3 separate regions of the Homo sapiens genome follow, and regions 1 and 2 are each linked to region 3. The links are chromatin contacts, found by Hi-C or POLR2A ChIA-PET in ENCODE. All regions are on one chromosome and are shown on one strand. Each heading gives the region's core, a stretch centred on a gene start or an enhancer-like site at or near the end of the contact. The rest is flanking DNA. Distances are from core to core; before and after follow the strand shown.

Region 1 (2,700 bases), core at 161-2,660, 54 kb after region 3:
AAAATATTTTCATGATGACCATTCTTTTCTCAGGCTGGAGTTACATTTGGCCCAAAGACACACTGGGCATGCACAGTGCTTCCACTCCCAGAGCACTTTCTAATGCTTTCTTCCCTCTCCAGTTAATTATTCCTAATGATGCTATGTGCATCTCATTGGGTCTTCCTGACAAGGCACCAGTTTTTAAATGAATTTTTATGTAAATGTTAATGGCTGTAAATTAGGCAAGTTGCAGCAGTAATTGCCCACCCGTCCACCTGCACCACATACCACCAGCTACAATTCTCTTTGACAGCTGCTGTTCTTAACTGGGACCTACTATTCCTAGTCCACAGTGGGATTCAAAGTTATTAATAACCCTATGGCAACCTAACTGGCTTTGCTATAATGTTCAGAAAGGTTTTCTTTTGTTTGTTCCTAGCATCTACCTTGGAGGAAGGAAATTATGAAGAGATTATCTTGAGGCTGTCAAGAGAAGATTGGTAGTTTTTCTCCAAAATAAGAGATTGGCTAGATTAGCAGAGAGTTTAAAGCAAAACTTCAAGGGAACCCTCTCAGTGAGGGGATTATAAATGCAACTCCTATGTCTGGCATTGCTCTGGCAATTTGGGAAGGCTTCTTTGACAGCAGAAGGTTTCAGCAGAGTGTAGAAAGGAAAAAAAAAAAAGGCCTGACCCTGCAATGCTGACACACTTTCCACAGCTCCAGCCATAGCATTTCTGGGGGAGGCCAAGCTGTCCTGTTCTCTTTCTTCTTCTTGCTTTAGTATTTTCCACCGTTTCTAGGACTCCCTTTCTGTGCTCAGTTTATTGCTGTACTCAAGCAGCCAGGTAACGAGGCAGTGTGGTTCCATGGAAAAGTAACTCTAGCTGGAGCAATCAAAAGACCTAGGTCTTTCGACTCTGTTCTGGTCCTTTGCCTCTCTTAACTTCCCTTTCCTGCAAAAGAAGCAGGTCCCTGTGGTCTCTTTCTCTTCTAAAACTCCAGTGGCATTTTATTAATTCCTAATATTTGTATAGTTCACACATTCCAAGTTAAATAGCTTTTTTAAGGATGTACCTCATCCCTGAATATCACAGGCCACACCAACAGATGTTTCCAAAGGCCAGCACATTGCCAAAAATTCACTGTCAGGATTGATTTGTGGCTTCTGCTATGCCAATGATTTTATAACCCTCTGTTAACATCGAAGTTTACTTTTTACTTTAAGATGTAGAGAACACTGGTGCTTTTGAATTACCATTGCTGGAAAAGTCTGGGATGTATTGTTTTAAAAAATTGCTACTTGCTACAGTCACAAATCCTTGTTGGCACTCCTGTCTGCACTAGTATCCTTCCTCATTTGCCAGGAAGAAAAAGTCAGTATAACAGGAACTTATGTATCCAAAACTCTGCCATGTCTCAGCTTCAGAATAGCTTTGGCAAAGTAGATTGTTTTCTTTACCAGCTGACTCATTAACAGAAAGGCTGTAAAAGTTTGTTTACTTGGAACAAAAGGGGCAGGTAGTAAGGAGGTCACTGCTGGCTCATCACTTCCCACCCCTAATGGTAGCCAAAGCCAAATGCAGAGTTAGAGTTCTGCCTGGCCCTGTACATCTGCACACGTGGGCTCTATCTGCATACTACAGCGGAAAAAAAACATCCTTTCTCTAGGCTCTTACTTGGGGGAAGAAGAACAAATATTTTGAGGTTAGGTGGCTAGGTTAAGAATCAGCAATCTTCCTCTTGCCTTTGGAAGAAACCACAGGGCAGTGATTCTCAACCTTGGGTCATTCTGCCCTCAGGAAACATTTGGTACAGTCTGGAGAAATTTTTGGTTGCCACAATCTGGGGAAGATATTACAGACATCTAGTGGGTAAAGGCTAGGGATGCTGCTAAACATGCTGTAATGCACAGGACAAAGAACTATCCAGCCCAAATGTCAGTGGTGCTAAGGTTGAGGAGTCTGCCCTAGGTGAGATGGCACCCCCTCAATCCAATGGGGTCACTGGAGATCTGCTGCATGGAGGATGGCAGTCTCCCTGGTAAGGCACTCTGAGCTCCCTGGAAGAAAACAACTAGATTTAAGGTCAGGACTATTAGTGAACAAACCCCATAGGTACCAACTTCTGGTTGTTCTTGGGGAAGACAGAGACTTGCTTTGTCCTCAGAAAAATGGAAAAAAGTCCCTGGGCTAAACTGCAAGGCTCTACTACATGACACTAAATAAGTTAAAAAATGTTCCAGCAAAAACTCCTTTACATTTTAGCTCTTTAGAGAACAAAATGCTGCTGGCACTAGATAGCAGGCCTCTCCGCACATGCATGTTCTCTCTTGCTGAATAGCAGTTCCTCTGTTGAGGATTCCACCTCTGAGCAGTCCTCAAGGAGTCGTGGAACAGCCTGGCTATGGTTTCCTTACACTAAATGTGTTGACTCCATTTTTTTCCAGCAAAAAAGGTGCAGTTAGTTCCACATCATGTAGATGAGAAACAAACACTAATGGAACAGTTCCAAGATGGAAAGGAAATGTAGAGAAAATGTATGTGTATGACAAAACAGCTAGGCCAATTCCCAGTCATTTGAGGGGGTTGGGGGACACAAGGCCTCAGGGCACCTGGGGAAGCCTGGAAAAGAGTTCATGACTTCATCACTAGCTCAATTATTTTACAAGCTTCCAAAAAGAAACTAGGCAGTAAGTTTCAGAACTGCCTTGGCCAG
Region 2 (2,700 bases), core at 169-2,668, 54 kb before region 3:
AAAAAAAATACTAAGGAAGTGTGGGTACAATACAAACATTCAATAGACGCTAAGTGGTCTTTGAAAGAATCCACAAGAATGCTTAACGCCATGGCAGATGCTGGGACAGAAGAGTCGAATGCCCACAGGACACCATCCCGGCCATGCAGGGAGCAGCTTGGAGGAAGGAGCAGGGCAGAGCCAGCCCCGTGCTGAGCCTATGGCAGCTGTGAGGGGTCTATTTTCTGCTCTCACCCCACTCTCTAATTCCCTAAATGTCTCCAACAATTACTCTTGAAAACTTTAAAATAAACCAAGTGAAAAGATGAAGATGGTCAGGAGGCAGGGGGGTGGCAGGCCGGGCCCAGCTCTGAGCACTGTCAGACAACATGAGAAGCTGGGGACCCGGGGTCGGCCCTGCAGGGCAAGAGCTGGGGGCTCAGGGGGTCAGCGGGCAAAGCTGGGCCTTGCTCTGCTCCGGGGCCTCACCTGCTGCAACTCCAGCTGGCTCTTGCCCTGCCGCGTGATGCTGCCCTTTTCCAGCAGCTCCTTCTGGGTCTTCTCAAACTCCTCCTTCCCCTGGAGGGCAGAGACAGGGGCTGCGCTGAGGCCAGTTTTCTGAGCCAGAAGCACAGGCCAGCCCTGTGGCGGGCGCAGTGAGCTGAGTGGCCACCAGGTGGTGCTGCGTGTGCGCGCACACACACGCACACGTGGACGCACACACACACTAGCACACGTGGACACACACACACACACAAGCACACGTGAACACACACACAGACTGGCACGTGCAGGGGCAGGCAGACAGACACACACACACACACACACACACACACACACACACACTCCCCCAGGCTGGCATATGTGGGACACAGCCCCCCCAGGCTGGCACATGCGGGGACACACAGAGAAGGTGGCTTCCTAGGAAGCAACCCTGGCAGCCCCTTTCACCGCCTGCCAGCTCAGGAAGAGACTGGGCAGAGGGTGGGGTACCCGCAGAAAGTCCGCAAGCTCCACCCTGCCTTCCCAGGCTCCAACACCAGGAATCACACCCAATCCCTCCCCCTTGGCCTAAAGGCCTGGCCACCTGGTCCCTGCCCCTGGATGCCTCTCTGGCCCAGCTCAGCCTGGAATGTTCCTTACCAGGACTCCCACCCGGCTAGCACCCAGGCCTCTGCTCCAGGGGCCAGCCTGGGAGGAGCAGTCCCAGCCACCTCCCACCACCTCCTGCTGCTCCCCCACGCTCAGAGCATCCTTGTGTGTGTGCACATTTCTGCAGATCTGTCTCCCCACACAGAACAGCAGAGTCACCGCTGCTGGTCACCAGAGATACCAGCCCGAGGGACTCAACGAAGGGCTCGATGACATGGCCACCCTAGCACATGGGGCCAATGTGGGGTGAGGGAGGTCAAAGTGAGAGGAGGGTGCAGGGCCTTGCCAGGGACCAGGCCCCAGCTGAGAACAAATCTCCCCCTAAGCACAGGAGCCCAGCGTGGCAGAAGAGGAGCCGGGGCTGGGCAGGCGGCACCCACCTGTAGGTGGACGTAGTCATAGTCCTCCATCCAGCCCCCCTCGCTGTTCTCGTACTGCCCATCTGGCGAGTCCTGGGAGGTGAACTTAGGGGGTGAGGGCAGGGGTCGTGACTGGATGCTGCTGGTCTTGTCAGTGGGGTTGGGGTGCAGGGTGCCACCCCCCTCAGGCCCCGGGGCAGTGGCCTTGGTCCGTCTGAAGAGCAGTGAGGCATTGCCGTGCAGGAAGGAGGCCAGCTGCTTGGCGTCCTCGGGCACAGCCCGCGAGCAGGCCACCAGCCGGTCCAGGTCCTCAAGGGTGGCTCCAGAGCCTCCCCGGCCAGCGTCGAGGGCCTGACCATGTGCCACCAGCGTCTGGTGCACGTCCTCCATCTTCTGCAGCTGCCGGCTAAGCTTGGCATGCAGGGCACGGTCAGATGTGTGGGCAGCATTGCCCACCGCGCTGCGGGCAAACTCCAACAGCTCGTGGACGGCACTCTGGACAGCGGCCACAGCAGCCTGCAGGTCCTGCACCAGCGGCTCCTGTGGCTCAGAGGGGCTACGCCAGCTCCCAGTCGCACCGGCGCTGCCTGCCAGGTCCAGAAGGTGGGCAACGGTGGCGCTCACACCCTGCTGCAGCCGTGCCAGGGCCTCCACAGCAACTTCCAGCTCCAGGGGTTCCCGGCCCGGCCCTGCCACCTCCAAGGAGGACGCAGACTGGCTGCTGCGTGTGCTGCCGGTGCTGGAGGCCGACAGGCGCTTGCCCTCTGCCGGGGCTTCACGTTCAGCTGGGGGAGGCACCGCATACACACCACTGTCGACCACGCCACCATCAGCCACCTCAGGAGGAAGCACCCGTTCACGGGGCACATCGTACAGGGTGCCCGGGCCAGGCCGCCGCAAGCCAGGGGGCACGTCGTAGAGGTCAGGAGCCGGGGGCGGCACGTCATACACGTCCTCGGCCGGCGGGGAGTCTGGAGGGGGCGCAGCCAGTACCAGTGGGGTGCGGGCCGGGTCAAAGGGCTTGGCCTTGGCGAAGGCGGGGGGCACATCGTAGGTCTCCTCACGCAGCAGTGGGCCATCGGGCACATCCTTGCTCACCGATGGAGGAACGTCGTAGACCTGGGGGACAAGCGGTGGTCAAGACTGTCCATCTGTCCATCTGCCCACCCCAGGGACTGGGGGCAGCACCCAGCCACACACACACACACAC
Region 3 (2,700 bases), core at 49-2,548:
ACACGGATGGTGTATTTCACTTAATAAAGTGTTGTGAGGTAGGCAGAGCAGGATTATTCACCATCCTGAGCAACCTTTCAAAGGTGAGGAATCCGAGACGCAGGGGTTGAGGGATTTAGCCGGATCCCAGAGATAGGAGGGGTTAGAAGGAGGATGTCAAGCCATGTGTCTGACCCGACAGCGCTCTCCTTATGTTAGTTTCTCTCCCTCCTCCTCCCTAGCACAGCCACCTTGCACCTTATATGAACACAGACTCAGCCTACTCACCAGCTTTCTGAGACCACAAACAACAAAAGCTGGCTGCATAGGAGGGAGAGAGGCCCCAAGGAGGGGCTCTGTCGTGCGACCCTGCTGGACTTCTCCATCCCAGTTTCCTTGCTGGAGTCAACTTGCCTGTGCACAAAGATTGCATCTGGTAGTATTTTTGGACTTAAGTTGCTCTAGGAGGGCATAAATAAAAGCAATAGTAAAAAAGACTTAGCAGGCTGGCTCACAACGACTGCTTGAGCTCAGGAGTTGGAGACCAGCCTGAGCAACATGGTGAAGCCCCGTCTCTACCAAAAATATAAAACTTAGCCAGGCGTGGTGGTGCATGCCTGTAGTCCCAGCACTCAAGAGGCTGAGGTGGGGGGACTGCTTAAGCCCAGGGAGGCTGAGGCTGCAGTGAGCTGAGATCACCCCACTGTATTCCAGCCTGGGCGACAGAGCGAGACCCTGTCTCAAAAAAAGAAGAAGCAGAAGAGGCCAAGATGGGAATCTCCAGCCCAGAGAAGGCGGGGCAGGGGAGTGGCACTCAATGTCCCTGAGTTGCTGAACCTCCCACACACCAAGTGGCTGCAGTCATCTGGGCACCTCCTCCCTTCACTCCCTAACCCCAGGCAGTGTCTCAAAGAGGGCAACACCCTCCACTCAGAAATGCTCAGCACAGAAACGTGACCATGGAGCAGAGCTTAGACATGGGTGACACCCGGCCACCAGGCCTGTCTGAAGCAGGGCTTAAGTCCTAGGTAAGGACTTCTCAGCAGTACCCCCTCTCCCCTGCAAAGAGTGGGTCAGAAGCTGCCCTAGACTGGGCGGTACCAGAGCTGAGGCCAGGGTGCCCACATCTCAGTGAACTCTTGACACAAAAATTCGGTACCAGAAGGCAGCTCTTCATCTGCAAGAACCTTCTCAACCTTTGGTTTTTCTGTCTCCTTGCCCTCGGGTCTTTCCTTCCCAACATGGCGCTGGGATCCAGGGGGTGATGAGAGGCTGTTCAATCTTGCTGCCTCCTACATCCTGCCCTCCAGCCATGCCATGTGGGTGCGGCCCTGGCTGTGTTACCAGATGACCTCAGGCAAGTTTCCTCCTCTGAAAGGGCAGAGGATCTAACAAGATAGCATGTCAGGAAGCATCTGGCATGCAGGACCAACCGATCGTTCGCTGATGAAGCTAAAAGCTTCTGATCCTTCCCAGGAACCCACCATTCTCAGCCCAATTCCTGTTTGTTCACCTGTACTTTTTGGTAATTAAAAAAGTCCTAAGTCTCACCCAACATGCCTGAGCAATTCCAGATCTGGCTAAGGACTGATACCAAAAAGCAGAAGACTGATCTTGAGAGCCTGTTCTAGCCCTTTCTACCACCCCGTGTCAGACCGCAGACCACATCACACCACACCATGTTAACTACGCCACACCACATACTCCCATCTCACCACACCAACCACATCGCCTCTGTTCTGCTGCCACGAGGCAGCATGGCACCTGGAGAGCCTGTCACCGGCCTTCCTGGTCCCTGCCAGGGTGCCAGAAGCACCATCACTCCACTCCTGCCCAGGACGTCTCCTGGCCTTCGCGGTGCCAGCCACTCAGCTAACCTGCACTGCCCAGTTCTGAAGTCAGGTGCCAGCTAAGTGTCTGTCAGGCCTTAGTCCAGTACCTCCATATGGATGCTGACAGTGTACAGCTCACTCAGGATTTCCTTCTTAATGTGTCCCGTTTTGCCCCTAGAGACCTTATGCAGACTTCCTAATTAGAGCACTGCATTCCTCAGGAAATAGGTGAGCAGAGCACATCAAGAGGCTTATTTTACTTTTGACATTATCCTGTTTTAGGGCAGTTTTTTTCAGTAATGAGAAGGTACCAGATGCCCTGGAAATCTGACACACCCATTTGGGACTTGGAGAGGACAAGAGCAAGGCCAGGAAAGTCAACTCCAGGGGAGTCTCTGGACTCCACAGGACCAGCTAAGAAGGTGTCCTTGGACTGTCCTTGTCAGCCATTCACACCACAGCAGGGGACAAGCACTATGCCCTGCAGAAGGCTGCCAAACACCTCTTAGCACTGACTCACTCTTTCCACTTCCCACTTCCTGCAAACAGTTTCCTTGACAATTTCCAACTCCTGGATAAAGGGACATCACTTCCTTTGGGAGTTAGATGAGTTTTCACTAAATGTGGATGTGAGAGCTAGATAAAATATTAGTCACTTGTTCTTAAAAATTGTGGGCAGGATAGTGTCTGTCATGGTTCAAATCAGACTTGTAATTTTAAAAAAGGTGATTTTTTTGTTTGTTTGTTTTTGAGACAGGGTCTTGCTCTGTCGCCCAGGCTGGAGAGCAAGGGTGCAATCACAGCTTACTGCAACCTTGACTCCCTGGGCTCAAGTGATCCTCCCACCTCAGTCTCCCAAGTAGCTGGGATCACAGCCATGCACCACTAT

What was found. Hi-C counts contacts between places; a loop is a spot of excess contacts on that map. ChIA-PET counts read pairs that join two places held with the same protein, here RNA polymerase II (POLR2A). Pooled maps may share reads with other maps.
Region 1: a loop to region 3 is called in a map of endothelial cell of umbilical vein, with 4 times the contacts of the local background. The contact joins two enhancer-like sites. A Hi-C loop is called at or near these places in 2 of 168 maps with a recorded cell type or tissue (endothelial cell of hepatic sinusoid and endothelial cell of umbilical vein), 1 of 37 single-sample maps with no recorded cell type and 1 of 50 pooled maps. POLR2A ChIA-PET finds 5 or more read pairs at or near these places in 2 of 52 experiments (OCI-LY7 and Panc1).
Region 2: a loop to region 3 is called in a pooled map, with 3 times the contacts of the local background. The contact joins two enhancer-like sites. A Hi-C loop is called at or near these places in 3 of 168 maps with a recorded cell type or tissue (IMR-90, PC-9 and endothelial cell of umbilical vein) and 5 of 50 pooled maps. POLR2A ChIA-PET finds 5 or more read pairs at or near these places in 7 of 52 experiments (A673, GM12878, H1 and 4 more).

The regions. Positions count from the first base shown.
Region 1 is chr16:75,341,006-75,343,705 of GRCh38, forward strand. All of the region lies in intron 5 of CFDP1 (craniofacial development protein 1), which reads right to left. Among named protein-coding and RNA genes, the nearest start is that of BCAR1, 91 kb to the left of the region's middle. Within about 2 kb of position 1,411, at least 7 of the 41 ENCODE cell types and tissues checked have a DNase peak (open chromatin) inside an H3K27ac peak, as active enhancers do; they include endothelial cell of umbilical vein, where a contact is called at or near this core.
Region 2 is chr16:75,233,378-75,236,077 of GRCh38, forward strand. It overlaps BCAR1 (BCAR1 scaffold protein, Cas family member), which reads right to left. Exons shown (of 7, transcript NM_014567.5): 5 at 1,512-2,609; 6 at 469-558. Among named protein-coding and RNA genes, the nearest start is that of CTRB1, 16 kb to the left of the region's middle. RefSeq lists an enhancer at 1-532 and a silencer at 692-751. Within about 2 kb of position 1,419, at least 16 of the 41 ENCODE cell types and tissues checked have a DNase peak (open chromatin) inside an H3K27ac peak, as active enhancers do.
Region 3 is chr16:75,287,058-75,289,757 of GRCh38, forward strand. No RefSeq gene overlaps it. Among named protein-coding and RNA genes, the nearest start is that of BCAR1, 37 kb to the left of the region's middle. Within about 2 kb of position 1,299, at least 6 of the 41 ENCODE cell types and tissues checked have a DNase peak (open chromatin) inside an H3K27ac peak, as active enhancers do; they include endothelial cell of umbilical vein, where a contact is called at or near this core.